Regions from separate parts of the Homo sapiens genome. Here regions 2 and 3 are each linked to region 1. Evidence: chromatin loops called from intact Hi-C (ENCODE). Cell type or tissue: PC-9. All regions are shown on one strand. Region 1 has its middle 37 kb from the start of RBFOX2. Region 2 overlaps RBFOX2 (RNA binding fox-1 homolog 2). Region 3 overlaps RBFOX2 (RNA binding fox-1 homolog 2).

Region 1 (5,000 bases):
GGGTAGCTGGGACTACAGGCATGTGCCACCACACCCGGCTAATTTTTGTGTTTTTATTAGAGATGGGGTTTTGCCGTGTTGGCCAGGCTGCTCTCGAACTTCTGAACTCAAGGGATCCACCAACCTCGGCCTTTCAAAGTGCTGGGATTAAAGGCATGAGCCACCATGCCTGGCCACCTCCATCTTTAAAATGTTCCCATAATCCAACCACTTCTCACCATCCTTGACTACCTCTCTGACCTCATCTACCACCCTCTCCCTTGCTCCCTCTCCTCCAGTCATGCTGTCCTTGATTATGCTAAGCACTCTCCTACCTCAGGGCCATTGCACTGGCTGTTCCCCCTGCCTGGATTGCTCTTCCTTCCGGATATCAACAGTGATTACTCTCCTACTTGCTTCAGATCTTTGCTCAACCGTCTCTTTATCAGAGAGGGCTTCCCTGAACCCATGTACACATTTCCTATTTGCATCTCTCTTTATCCTGCTTTACTCTTCTGGTTAGCCCTCATCACAACCTGATGTGTTACAGATTTATTTTCATTTGTTTGTATATTTTATGTTCCCCTCCAGTAGCATGTAAGCTCTATAAGAATAGAGACGCTTAGTTTGTATTCCTCAATACCTAGAATGAGCCCTAGCCCAGAGCAGATACTCAACATTTATTTTGAACCAATGGATGAATAATTTGACATTTACATACGTTTTTGTTTGAAAAAAGTTGAATACCACTAATCTTTGGACAAGACGATGGGAGCCTGACATAATCCCTGATGGCACCTGATACAATAGTTAACATGTACTGCCTTAGGTGTTTTTTAAGGTATTCTCTTATTCTTTCTCTTTCTAGCAACCTAGGACGCAGATGCCATTATCCCCATTTTACAGAAGAGGAAATTGAGGTAAAGAGAGATTACATAACTTGCCCAAGATCACACACTAGTTAGCATCAGAGCAAGAGTTTGCACCAAAGCAGCTTGGCCCTATAGTCCACATTCTCTCTCTTTTTTTTTTTTTTGGAGATGGAGTTTCGCTCTTGTCGCCCAGGCTGGAGTGCAATGGCTTGATCTTGGCTCACTACAACCTCAGTCTCCCAGGTTCAAGCGATTCTCCTGCCTCAGCCTCCCGAGTAGCTGGGATTACGGGCGTGTGCCACCACATCTGGCTGATTTTGTATTATTAGTAGAGACGGGGTTTTGCCATGTTAGCCAGGCTGGTCTCGAACTCCTCAGGTGATCCACCCACCCTGGCCTCCCAAAGTGCTGGGATTACAGGTGTGAGCCACCATACCTGGCCTAGTCCACATTCTTAAACACTCTGCCATGATACTTGGATCTGGAAGTACTCTAAACATCTAGTATAAAGGGGTTGGACCGTGATCTCTAAGATGCTTCCAGTTCTATGGGTCTGTGAGCTTGAGATTCTACTACTTAGAATATTCATTGATTATTGACTTAATTAGTTAGCTAATTCATTTCTTCAACACATATTTATTAGCTATTCACTACATGCTAGGTTCTGTGCTAGGCACTTCCCATATATTTTCTTTAATCCTGAGAAGTAGGAATTATGATGCTTATCTTACAGATGAGGAATCTGAGGCTTATAGAACTTAAGAATTTATCCAGGGTCCAGTTATTAGCAGGAACAAGATTCGAGTCCCTGTCTCAGGTCTGCTTTTTTCCAAAACTCAAGCTCCTTCCCTGACCCTCGCCTGCTTCTCTTCCAGCTTGCGGGGAGCTTTTGGGGCCCTACGTGCGTGAAGTTCCAATGAACCCACGGAGAGGCCTGTAGGGGCAGGGGACAGGGGGTGCCTCTTCACCTCTGAGGCAGGATTTCAGAGTCTGAGAGCACCAGTTTGGTCCAGAAACCCTGGCTGGGACGTTAGTAAAGGGGCAAGAATTCACAAACCCTCACGAGGTGTCACTTTTTGTCCTGATCCTCTCCTTTCCCTCCAGCCTGCTGTGGCCAGCGTCAACCACTGCGACATATAACATGCCACATCACCAGACAGGCCAGGCTGGGATCCCAGATAATTTGACAGCAGGGGATTTTCACCATCGGACTGCTTTCCAGTCAGGCAGCACTGAGGCTAATTAAAGCTCCCTCTGGGGCATCAGGGAGAAGGGAGGAGACAGGCACGACCAAATCTAAAGACATACTCGTCCGGGAATCAAGCGAGGGAGGCGGAGGTAGAAGCCTGGCTCGGAGGAGCTCACAGCGGGTCCTGCAGGCAGAACGCGGTCACGTGACTGATGTCCCTCCGGCTGGCAGCTAGCAATACCCCGGATTGCAAACTCTCGAGGTCTCCGCCCATTTCATGGCAGGAAATCAGCGTTTTCCAAGAACGCCCAGTGGCGCGGGCACGGGCCTGAGTCCCGCCGCCCACTGCTCTCGAGAGGCCGGAGCAGCAGCTCCGTGGCGCCCCCTGGAGGCCGCCCCTGCTGGCGCCGTCCCCCGGGTGTCAATAGGCCATGGCGCGCCTCCCTCTCGGTTGAGAGCTGTGGGAGCCCAGGACGTGCCTATTAAAGGTATCTTTTGAAGTGAGAGGGACAAGAAAACGCCTTCTCTTTATGTGACTCTCTGTTCCCCAGCAAAGTTGCCAGGGTCCCCAACAATCGTAGTTTCTCCTTCACGGGAGGTTCCCCTGACGTCCTCTAGAGGGCGCGCGCGCACGGCCAGGGCGATTTCGGGGTCCGCAGCCCACGTGCTGCGCGGTCTCTTCTCCAGGCCACCCCGCTTGTCTAGCTATGCGCTGGGGGCAGGGAAAGATCTCCCTGTAAGATCTCCCTTACATGTGGACATCTGAGAGCTGAGATCTCGATGACCCCGGAAGACCCTTACACCCGGAGTGGAGCGGAAGCAGGATGAGAGAATATTGACTGAGCCCTGCCAGCCACTGTTCTAAGCACTTTTTCCCTGTTCCTGCCGATTTGCTCCTCACAACAACCATAGGAAGTGGAGACTATGATTATCCCCGTTGCACAGTAAGGAAACTGAGGCAAAAGGCGGTTAGGTAACTTGGCGATGTCTCCCGGCTAGGGATAGCAGAATGGGATAGAAACGCAGGCCACGCGGTCTGGAGCGGTGGCTCACGCCTTTAATCCCAGTACTTAGGGAGGCCGAGGCGGGCGGGTTACCTGGGGTCAGGAGTTCGAGACCAGCCTGGCCAACATGGTGAAACCCTATCTCTACTAAAAATACAAAAATTAGTCGGGGTGGGCACCTGTAATCCCAGCTACTCGAGGCTGAGGCAAAAGAATCGCTTGAACCCAGGAGGCAGAGGTGGCAGTGAGCCGAGATCACCCCACTGCACTTCAGCCTGGGTGGCAGAACAAGACTCTGTCTCAAAAAAAAAAAAAAGAATAAAAAAAAGAAAGGCAGGCCACCCGGTGGTGGTCCCTGTGCTCCTCCCCACCCACCCCCGCACTGTGCTGGGCGGTGAGGAGGCGGCTGGCCCAGGAGGTGGGGGTGTGGAGTGGGGCACATCAGAGATTTCAAATTGACCAAGGTCTGTTTTGTGTCAGTTTGTCAGTTTTATGTGTCAGCTTGGCTAAACTATGGTCTCCTGTTATTTGATCAAACACTAATCTATTTTTTCTTTTAGTTTAAAAAATAATAATTAAATGAAAAAATCCTGGCTAATGTTTTTTTTTTTGTAGAGACAGGGTTTTGCCTTGTTGCCCAGGCTGGCCTCTGACCCTTGGGCTCAAGTGATCTGCCACCATGCCTAGCCTCAAACACTAATCTAGATGTTGCTTGAAGGCATTTTGTAGATGTGATTTGTCTATAATTAGTTTACTTCAAGTAAGGGAGATTATCCCAGATAATCTGGGTGAGTCTGAAAGACTTTATGGGTAGAACTGAGGTGCCCTTGAAGAGGAAGAAATTCTGCCAGCCAATAGCAATTTCAGCTTGTGCTGAAGAGTTCCAGCCTTCCTAACAACCAGCCCTACAAATTTCGGACTTGCCTAGCCAGCCCTGTGTGTATAAACCAATTCCTTGCAATAATCACACCTACACCCTCACCCCACCCCCCTCCCCAAATACATGTATATATGGAGAGAGAGGGAGAGAGAATATAAAATCATACATATATCATATATCTCCTATTTGTTCTGTGTCTTTAATTTCTCTAGTTGACCCCTGACTGATGCAATGACCCAAGAGCAGGCAGATGCCCGGGGGGCGTTTATGATACCTCTCCTAGGACTTGGCTCAATCTGAGTCCCTCAACGGCCATCTGCAACCCTGAGGAGGGTAGGAAAATCCCAAATTGACTGAGATTACATTTCCATCATCAACAGCAATGGAGAATCAATAAAGAAATTTAGTTCAGATATTGAAAAATGAAGAGGGCTGGGTGCAGTGGCTCACGCCTGTAATCCCAGCACTTTGGGAGGCCGAGGCGGGTGGATCACCTGAGGTCGGGAGTTCGAGACCGGCCTGGCCAACATGGTGAAAACTCATCTTTACTAAAAATACAAAAATTAGTTCTGGTGGGTGCCTGTAATCCCAGCTACTCGGGAGGCTGAGGCAGGAGAATTGTTTGAACCCATTAGGCAGAGGTGGCAGTGAGCCGAGATCACCCCATTGCACTTCAGCCTGGGTGACAGAACAAGACTCCGTCTCAAGGAAAAGAAAAAAAAAAGAAGAAAGTCACAGTTTTTGCACTATCAAGTTTATGTGCTAAGATTCATACCTCATTTTAACAGCCTACATCTACTTCTGCGTGGACCAGAAGGACAGAGCCACAATAACACTGACCAAACCATAGTAATAGCACAATCGTTGCTACAAAACATTTGCAAATAATCAGATAATATATCTGATTAGGGCCTTGTATCCAGAATATATAAAGAGCTCTTATTGCAACAACAAGTAGAAAACAGATCAATTTAAAAATGGGCAAAGGTAGGCCAGGCACAGTGGCTCACACCTATAATCCCAGCACTTAGGGAGGCCGAGGCGGGTGGATCACCTGAGGTCAGGAGTTTGAGACC
Region 2 (5,000 bases), 83 kb before region 1:
ATCAACACACACACATCTCTCCAAGGCTTGAACACCCATAAATAGGAAAAAGAATGGGGGGAATCTATATGAGTATATTTGGGGATCTCCAACTATTCCTTCCCTTAGGTTTTCATCCTCAGAGATGTTCCATGTTTTGTTTAAAGAGATCATTTTCTAAGAAGTAGTGGTTGTGGTGAGATTAGAACTATTTGGCCCAATTACTAAACTGGATAATTGCCAAAAGTTCTACCCTGGTTTTCTAATGGTTTTCTACTCAAAGCAAAGGAGTAACTCTTGTGTATGAAAGAGAACAGAAGTTAAATATCTACCAAAGCACAAAGCATCAGGTTTACTTTCAAAGCCAAATTTATCCCCAAAGTAACCAGGCTTTACCATCAATTAGGTGAAAATTAAGCGGTTTTCTTCTGGTTATAAATCAATTGGGGCGGGGGTGGGGGGTGCTATGTCTCTTGGTATTGCCCTGAGTTTTGCAAGCAGCTTGCATACAGACCATACACCATTTACAAGACAAAAAAGAGGAAGACCCAATAGTAAATATGACAATCTCTGCCCTCAGAGAACTTACAGTTTAGCAGGTGGGACAGACAAATTAAAAGAAAGGACATCTTCCAGACTGGAATGGGATCGGGCTCAGGAAAGGCTTCCTTGAAAACAAAATACCATTTGGCTGAGATCTAAGGAGCAACCTGACTTTGCACGCTTATGTATTTATGTTATGTGTTTTACTTTATGGAGAATTTTCTGAGTAGAGAGGTAAAAAGAGATACAAGAAAAATGGTAAAAAAGCACAGAGGAGAAAAAGATAGCAAGTGATTCCATTCTGTTGGGACATAAATACTAAGAAAGAAGCCTTTGAAAGGCTTTTAGTAGTGGAATAATAAATTTTTAATCACCAAAACAACGTTATGGTAGTAATTATTATCTTCATTTTACTAATGAAAAAACTGAGGCTTGAGAAAAGTTAGGTAGATTGAGCAAGGTCCCACAACAAAAAATATGCAGAGCAACTGTAAAGCCCATCCTCTTTCTGTTCTATTTCCCTCAGAGTTATACACAGAATGTAGCCAGTTCCTTGGATTTCACAGACAAATCACCTTTTCCCTAGATACTCAGCCCTTGGTATTTAATGCTTTCAAAAATCCAAACATTCAGCCAGGCGTGGTGGCTCACACCAGTAATCCCAGCACTTTGGGAGGAAAGGTGGGCAGATCACTTGAGGCCAGGAGTTCGAGACCAGCCTGGCCAACATGGTAAATCCTTATCTCTACTAAAAATACAAAAATTAGCCAGGTGTGGTGGTGCCCGCCTGTGGTCACAGCTACTCAGGAGGCTGAGGCATAAGAATCCCTTGAACCTAGGAGTCTGAGATTGCAGTAAGCCAAGATCATGCCACTGCACTTCAGCCTGGGTGACAGAGCAAGACTCCATTTCAAAAAAAAAAAAAAAATTAGAATTAAAAATTTAAAAATATAAGCATTCACCAAAGTTAATTTTAGCTTCATTTGGAGGTCAATCCCTTAGGAAAATTGAATATAACCATTTTTATGGTTTTACTGGTTTTCACCAATGTGAATTTGCACACACAAAATTAGTCATTTTCCCCTTATGTTTGAGGCCCCAAAAGATCAAGGCAGCAGTAAGAAGACAGCCCACACAGAATTCACTGTATACCCTGTAACGCACAACACATCAGCATCTATTTTATCCAGCAGCAGGAAGACTTATAAGTCAGGACCCCACAATTATCCCTGTAGAGAGGCACACCAAAGGGAATGTAGGCATAACAGCTACAATAATGGTAACACAAATAGCCATCTGTACTTACAGCCAATCATGCCAAGGGCTTTTAAACACCCACATCCCTACTGCCTCCCTCTCTCTCCATGCAGGTGGGCAAATTCCTTTCCATTCTTCTCCAACCCACATAATTCCAGGGGAATAGATAATCTGATGCTAGGAGCAAGAAGCAAAGAAAGCTGCTATACTTTTGAACACAAAAGACCGAAAAGGAAGAGTCCTAATTCCCCCACCCTGTGTTCTACCCATTAAACCAGTATTTCTCTATTCTTTCTACTGTTTAAAACACAGAAGGATAGCTCCTGTTACATCCCCCAGGTCCCTTTCCCTGACTTCCACCGGTCCCAGCTAGTTTAGACCCTCCTCCCCCCATCTCCCCATTTACTCAATTCTCTTAATGCACTTACCACATTATAGGTCTTGTTGGTACCAGTCTCCCTACTACACTGGGAGCCCCTGAGGTCATGGACTGTCTCTCTCTCTCTGCCTCCCTCCACATCCTCAACAGCCAGCATGGTACAGGGCATACGGGCGCTAAATAAACATTTGCTGGGGTGATTACAAGAACTGCAGAATGAACAGGGAAGTGGGTAGGAGAAAAGGAAATGGTTGGACGGTAATTTGAGGTCTGAGGGTCCAGGATATCTGAATAGAAACCATGCTACAGTCCCTACAATGGAACATGTTGAGTGCAACAGTTATATAAGAAAAATCATTCTTTAATAGTCTCTGATAGAGTGTTTTAGAACAAAAGCTGTTTTAACTCTAACAAGCTAAGGGTATCGTTTAAAAAAAAAAAAAACCACTAATCCTATTTATTAGTGTTATGTCCCAAAAGCAAAACAGCAACAAGAGAGTGTGGCCTACAAAACTACCACAGCCCTACCATTGAGCTCCAGCTCCCAAACACAAATAGCTTTTCAGGACTCCTCTTTCTTTGACAGCTGTTTCACCCACCCTCTCCCCTTAGCCTCTTCCCTTCCTCCCCTACAAGGCAGCAAAGCAAACAATGACTGCACTACAAAATCCAAGAATCATCAGAAAAACAAATCTCCCCAGTTCTCCTAAGTTTATCCTGAGGGCTGCTGGCAAGATAAGCAATTTTTTCCTCATTATGGTAGACTTCACCTGGGTGATGAATGTAGCTATCAACTTTTCAACAAGGTGCTGGAAATAGTAGATCTCAAAACCATACCTTAGTAGTGCACCTGCCCAATCTGCCCTCAGCTCTGCAACCAGGAGGCTTTTACCAGCTCTACTTTAGCTCTAATCCACCAGCTACTACCCGCCCCCTACCAGGGGCATCTGCTCTTGAACCTTCCTTATTAACTATAGTTGTCAAAATCAAACAGAACCTGATAGAAAAGTAAGACAGGAAAGGGATATAGTAAGTTTCTAAGATTGTCTCAGTTTAGACCCCTTGGCCATTTTTTTACCTGGATTTTTTTTTCTATTGAAGAAAACTATAATAATTACTTTTAGGAGATGCTGATTCTTATTAGATTTTACTTTGAATCACTGTGGTAAGATGTTAGAGCTAAAAGCAATCTCAGAAATAACATCATATCACCACATTTTGCAAATGGAGAATGACCCAGAGATGTTAATAACTGCTTAACTACGGCTACACAAAAAAATTTCCTAGATCATCAAATCCTGGATGGCAAGACCTGTATCTAATTTGTCTCCAGTGTCCAACAGTGTTCGGCACTTGATAAATGGTTGGTTAACTGAACTAAATGAACACAACTAATTAGTGGGAATCTAGAACTATGACCCATGACCATTTTACTTCAAGTACAATGTTTTCTCATTACATGTGACTAGAAAGCTAGAGTCGATGAATAATTTGGAATCCAAGCTCTCTTCCTCCTCAACGACCAGGCACACTCTGTTTATCTCTGACACCATCTGTAAGATTTCCAATCTCTGTATGTTCAACTGCTCTAAAAATCATACATTTCTAAACTGATTCCCTAAAATAGCTCTCCTCTTCCACTCAGATAATTTTTTTAATAATTCTCTTCAATTACCTAATCTTCTTAATGACTGACCTCTTGGGGATCCCTCCTTATACCTCAACAACTTACAACAAGCTTCAAAAATCTGTCTCCTTCCCTTGTTTGTGTCCCCCTAGGCCAATGGTTCTCAACCTTACTGCATACTAGCATCATCTGAAGATGTTTAAAAAAACAAACCTGATTCCTGGGTCCTGCCCCCAGAGTTCCTGATTTAATTGGTCTGGGTAGGGTATGGCCTAAGCACTGAAATGTTTAAAAGCTTCCCAGGTGATTCTAACGCACAGTTGGCTAATATTGAGAACCTCTGCCCTATGCCCTCAGAAACTCACCACTTAGTCCATTATATACTCTAAAAATAACTACATACTGCCAGTTGTTCTGGACTTGCAAAATATTAGACTGCTTTGCACAAGGCAGAGTGTGTTGCTAGACTGAAGGCACATTGGAACCATACCCTTGTTTCACATCTGTTATATAATAAAACTGTGGTAAATATGTTGGTAAAGGTCTATAAATCATTAATGATAATGAATGCCCAGCATCTGGCTAAAAGACTTACAGAGGGGAAAAAGCTATACTGAAGTTGGCTCAGAAACACATTTAGTTTCTCAATTTTTTTTTAACCAAAGATCTAGAGTCCTTCAAATCCAGATGGTCTTTCTGTATCAAAAATAGCTTTTTGTGGCACATGAACAAACCCAGCCCGAAAGAAGCACAAGAATATACTATGTATTTTCATGTCTCCATGACTCTGCTCACCCCAGTATCTATGTCTGGAACACCCTTACCCAGTCTGCATAGAAAATTCCTATTCATCTTTCAAAGCTGAGTTCAAATGCCTCCTTTAGTCATTCATTCAACAAATACCGAGAATTCACTAAGTGACAGGCAATGGAGATACAACATTAAATGAGACACAGTCACTGGCTTCACAGTGCTTACACTCAAGTACTTGGGAAGACAGCCAGTAAACAAGGAGACAAATTTTTAAAATTCCAGATGATGCGAAGAAAAGATGACAACATAATGTGACACAGTAATGGTGGATGGTGGCTGTTCCAAAGTAGACTCATTTGGTCCCTCAAGACCAAATCAAGAAAGGAGACTTTATCACATTCCTTTTCACACTCTCAGAATTGACTCTTGCTACAGACACAATGAATATTTTGAATGAACAAC
Region 3 (5,000 bases), 140 kb before region 1:
GTGTGTGCATATGTGTGTGTGTCTGTGTCTGTTGGGGGGGCAGGGGTGTCTGTCTGTCTGTCTGCAGAGAAATTGCCACAAAACAGCTTTATATAGAAGCTACAGTTTAAAAAAATAAAAGCCAATGAACCTAGCTGATCCTCACTCTGCCATATACCTTAGGACATGCAGAAAGCAGCACAATTTCTCTTCATCACATGAAGAGCTTTCCTGCCCAAACATGCTTGCCACCAAGCATCGGGAGAAGGCTGTAGCCAAGCACGAAGCCACTACAAACCTGCAAATCTTCTTTGAAGGAACCACCAGGCCTCAGCAGAGAGGCAAATGCCTGTTTTCATAGTTGCTTTCATAAAATAGTTATTCAGAATTTATGCAAACTTAGCAAATATGGATGAAAACAATTCTGTTTTCTTTTATTGGAGAAGGACGAAGATACATATTACAAAACCTCATAACTGAGAACAAATATTTGCAAATTGTAAATCTGACAAAGAACTTGTACCCAGAATATATAAAGACTTCTTACAACTCAATAAGAAGAAAAACCAAATAAAAAGTGGGCAAAAGACCTGAATAGACATCTCACCAAAGCAAACATAAGTGGCTGATAAGCACATGAAAAGGTACCTACTTAATTATTAGGGAAATGCAAATTAAACCACAATGAGCTATTACCATACACTCATTATAACAAAAAGTTAGATAAAACCAAGCCACTTTGGAAAACAGTCTGTGGTTTCTTTAAAAGTTATGCATGAGGCCACGTTGTCTCAAGCTGGTAATACCAGCTACTCAGGGAGGCTGAGACAGGAGGATCACTTGAGGCAGGAGTTCAAAGCTAAATTGAACTATGATTGCACCACCACACTCCAGCATTGGCGACCTCATTTCTCTTTTATTATGATTATTATTATTTTATTTTATTTATTTTATTTTTGTATTTCTAGTAGAGATGGGGTTTAACTGGGTTAACCAGGCTGGTCTCAAACTCCTGACCTCAAGTGATCCACCCACCTCAGCCTCCCAAAGTGCTGGGATTACAGGCATGAGCCACCACACTGGCTTATTTCTCTTAAAAAGAAGAAATTATACATGAGTTTACCATTGCCTCAGTAATTCCACTCCTAGAAATCTACCCAAGAGAAATTAAAGTATGTCAACACACAGATTTGCAGGTAATTCTTCATATCAGCACTATTCATAATAGCCAAGTTGGAAACAATACAAATATCTACCAACTGGTAAACAAATAAACAAAAGGTGATACATCACTATAATGAAATATTATTTAGCAAAAAAAAATAAAAAATGACACAGTGATACATACTACAACCTGGATGAACCTCAAAAACATTATACTAATTGTAAGAAATCTCATGCCAAAGACTACATATATCATATAATTCCATTTATATAAAATGTCCAAAAGCGACCATTTTTTTTGTTTTTTTTGAGACATGGTCTCGCTGTGTTGCCCACGCTGGTCTTGAACTCCTGGGCTCAAAGGATCCTCCTGCCTCGGCCTCCCAAAGTACTGGTATACAGGCATGAGCTACCGTGTCCAGCACAAAAGAGGCAATTTTATAAAGTCAGAAAGCAGAGCAGTGGTTGGCTGGGGGAGAGAGGGAGGACTGGAGAGGGAGCAGGGAATGACTGCAAAAGAATTTGAAAGAATTTGGGGAATGAGGGAAATGTACTAAAGCTGGACTGTGACACAACTCTATACGTTTACTAAATATCACTGAACAAGTCACTTACATTGAGTAAATTTTAGGTATAGAAATGACATCTTAATAGAACTTTTTTTTTTTTTTTTTTTTTTGAGACGGAGTCTCACTCTGTCGCCCAGGCTCGAGTGCAGTGGCATAATCTCAGCTCACTGCAACCTCCGCCTCCTGGGTTCAAGCGATTCTCGTGCCTCAGCTCCCAAGTAGCTGGGATTACAGGCACCCGCCACCATGCCCCACTAATTTTTGTATTTTTAGTAGAGATAGGGTTTCCCCATGTTGGCCAGGCTGGTTTCGAGCTCCAGACCTCAGGTGATTCCCCCGCCGCAGTCTCCCAAAGTGCTGGGATTACAGGCGTGAGCCACTGCGCTGGCCATAGAGCTTTTTAAAAAGCAACAGCCAAATACATATTTATATTTATTTTCTCTACATAGTAACTCCAAGGGAAACAAATATGTAAGACAGGCAAAGTAATAATATTTTGTTTGGATATAAAATAAATAGTCATAATAATTATTATATATTCACAAATCAATAAATATTGATTTGACCCAAAAAATGGCTTTATTAGAAGGAAAGAGGTCTATAAAACTGCTAATTTCTGGGCAGGCGCAGTGGCTCATACCTGTAATCCCAGCACTTTGGGAGGCTGAAGCAGGCGGATCACTTGAGGTCAGGAGTTCGAGATCAGCCTGGCCAACACAGAGGAACCCCATCTCTACTAAAAATATAAAAAGTAGTCGGGTTTGGTGGTGTGCGCCTGTAATGCCAGCTACAGGGGAGGATGAGGCACAAGAATCACTTGTACCCAGGAGGCGGAGGTTGCAGTAAGCCAAGATGACACACCTGCACTCCTGCCTGGGCAACACAACAAGACCTTGTCTCAAAAAATAAAAATAAAATAAAATAAAATTGCTAATTTCTCATCTTCAACAGTAGGAAGCCAAAGAATAGTGCCAAAATTTGGACAAATCATGAAACAGCAGAATAAGCATATTACTTAGCATGGCAGTGAGCAGCAGAAGAAATAAAACAGTCTTTCCTGGAGTGAAAAGATTTTTAACTGTTTGAAGAATGAAATGATCTAAAATGTAATAGTAAAGCTGATTACATGGATTGAGAAAAGTGCTACAAGAACACTAGACACTACAGCATATACCAGACCTTCATCCACTAGAGGGTGTAAGGACAACACCACAGAAGGACCTAAACTATTGATGGGTGACCTGAGGTCAGATGTTGGACAGAAGCAACAGTTTGAAAAAGCTTTGCACAAAGGCTGAAAGTGGGGTTCTAGACAACCTAACAGGGGGGAAAAAAAGCAATTTCACACTTCCTGTAATTTAAGAGCAAAGCAAAAGCATGTTTAGTTAAAAAAAAAAAAAAAAAGAGGATCAGAAAGAAAATTATTATAGATTGCGAGATACAGAAGGGGTAACGTTTTACTTCTGAACCATTTTAATTCAGTCTCCAGCTGGGGGGCCTTAGAGCTTGGGTGGAGAGATGGAAAGTAGGGGAGTGACTGCTAAAAGGTATGGGGTTTCTTGTGTCCCGGCATGGAAGCTTACGGCTGTAATCCCAGCACTTTGGGAGGTTGAGGCGGGTGGAACGCATGAACTCAGGAGTTCAAGACCAACCTGGGCAACATGGTGAAACCCCATCTCTACCAAAAATACAAAAACTAGCTGGGCATGGAGGTGCACACCTGCGGTCCCAGCTACTCAGGAGGCTGAGGTAGGAGGACCACTTGAGCCTGGGAGGTGGAGGTTGCAATGAGCAGAGATCATGCCACTGCACTCCAGCCTAGGTGACAAAGTGAGACTCCATCTCAAAAAAATAAAGGCATGAGGTTTCTTTAAGGTTGCATTTTTAAGGAATGTAAGTATTAGAACAATGTTTTTCAAACAGGTTGCAATCCATTAGTGGGTCCAGGAAAAATCCAGCAGAAATCAATTTTGGTCAATCGTTAGTCACAATCGACAATTTTTTGAAGGGGACAGAAAATATCACAGTACTTAGAACATGGTTAAGATAGGCAGCATTTGGTAAGACTAATTCTAAGTTATAGTCAACATATATGTATGTGTGTATACTGGGTCATGACATAAAAGCAACTGCCTCCTTGGGGTCAGTCTTTTTTTAAGCTCAAAAGCACTAAGCTAGAACCTGAACACACTTACCATGTCCTCCATTCCACCAACTATCCCCGAGGGAAGAAAAGTAGTCATCATTTCTTCAATCAAGCCAAATGAGCACTACAGAAGATATATTTGCTGTTGTCCACAGCTCCCAATAAAAAAAAAGCCTTGAAAGTTCATTGCAAAAATTTGACTAAAATAAAGTTCATTTTCTACCCATGAAAAAACTGGTTAGAAAAAAGAAAAAAAAAATCTTGAGGAAAGAAAATACTTGTTAAGAAAAGAAACCCTTAGGTCATTTTAAATTTACCCTCTTATTAAAAGTAAGGCTGCCACTCTGAATTTAAATCTATAATTGTCTATGTTATATTTGTCAACTTAAGCATCTCCTTTGATGTTCCCACTTGTTTCTGCTAATCAATGGGACATTGTGTCTTTCAACAGAATTTTAGAAAATTGAAGAAAAAAATATAGTTTTGAGAAGTCATTGACAAGCATTTTAAACATCAAAGAATGGGCCCCGCGTGGTGGTTCACATCTGTAATTCCAGCACTTTGGGAGGCTGAGGTGAGCAGATCACCTGAGGTCAGAAGTTTGAGATCAGCCTGGCCAACATGGCAAAACACTGTCTCTACTAAAAATACAAAAATTAGCCAGGCTTAGTGTCGCATGTCTGTAATCCCAGCTACTCAGGAGGCTGAGGCAGAAGAATCACTTGAACCCGGGAGGCAAATGTTGCAGTGAGCCAAGATTGCGCCACTTCATTCCAGCCTGGGCAACAGAGTCTCAAAAAAATTGACAACATGACATTTTTCTTTGTATTTAAAATATGAAAAGATAAAATTTAGATCATAAGTTATTTTAACAAACAAGATAGAAAACTTGACAGAAATAAGTTACTCAAGAACTTTCAAGTCATATGAAGACTTCATGCTCCCACATTCTCCAAAGATTCCAGAATATCTTATCTTGTCACACCAGCAAAAGAACACTTATATTCAGAGAGACACTGACAGACAAATACAAAAGGGAAATACAAGACATGGAGGCTGAAAATCGGGGTTCAAGTCCAATTCTTTACTTACTACCTATATAACTAAGACTGGGAGATTCATTTGACAGTCTCTGTGCTTTG

The links. Hi-C counts contacts between places; a loop is a spot of excess contacts. Peaks named below come from ENCODE experiments on the same cell type or tissue, not always from the same donor. Only the 100,000 strongest peaks of a DNase experiment are listed, where the experiment ranks them.
Region 2: it touches region 1 in a loop (4-fold over the local background); 2 of 110 quality-filtered maps call a loop at or near these places.
Region 3: a loop joins it to region 1, with 14 times the contacts of the local background. A loop is called at or near these places in 81 of 110 quality-filtered maps.

The regions. Positions count from the first base shown.
Region 1 is chr22:36,063,650-36,068,649 of GRCh38, forward strand. No RefSeq gene overlaps it. Among named protein-coding and RNA genes, the nearest start is that of RBFOX2, 37 kb to the left of the region's middle. In PC-9, CTCF peaks have their summits at 2,592 and 2,805; a DNase peak (open chromatin) is centred at 2,302; H3K4me3 peaks cover 1,545 bases; H3K27ac peaks cover 1,588 bases.
Region 2 is chr22:35,980,208-35,985,207 of GRCh38, forward strand. The region is part of intron 1 of RBFOX2 (RNA binding fox-1 homolog 2); the gene reads right to left. Among named protein-coding and RNA genes, the nearest start is that of RBFOX2, 46 kb to the right of the region's middle. In PC-9, no CTCF peak of the experiment used is centred here; no DNase peak of the experiment used is centred here.
Region 3 is chr22:35,928,218-35,933,217 of GRCh38, forward strand. All of the region lies in intron 2 of RBFOX2 (RNA binding fox-1 homolog 2), which reads right to left. Among named protein-coding and RNA genes, the nearest start is that of RBFOX2, 98 kb to the right of the region's middle. In PC-9, a CTCF peak has its summit at 2,924 (motif pointing right); a DNase peak (open chromatin) is centred at 2,914.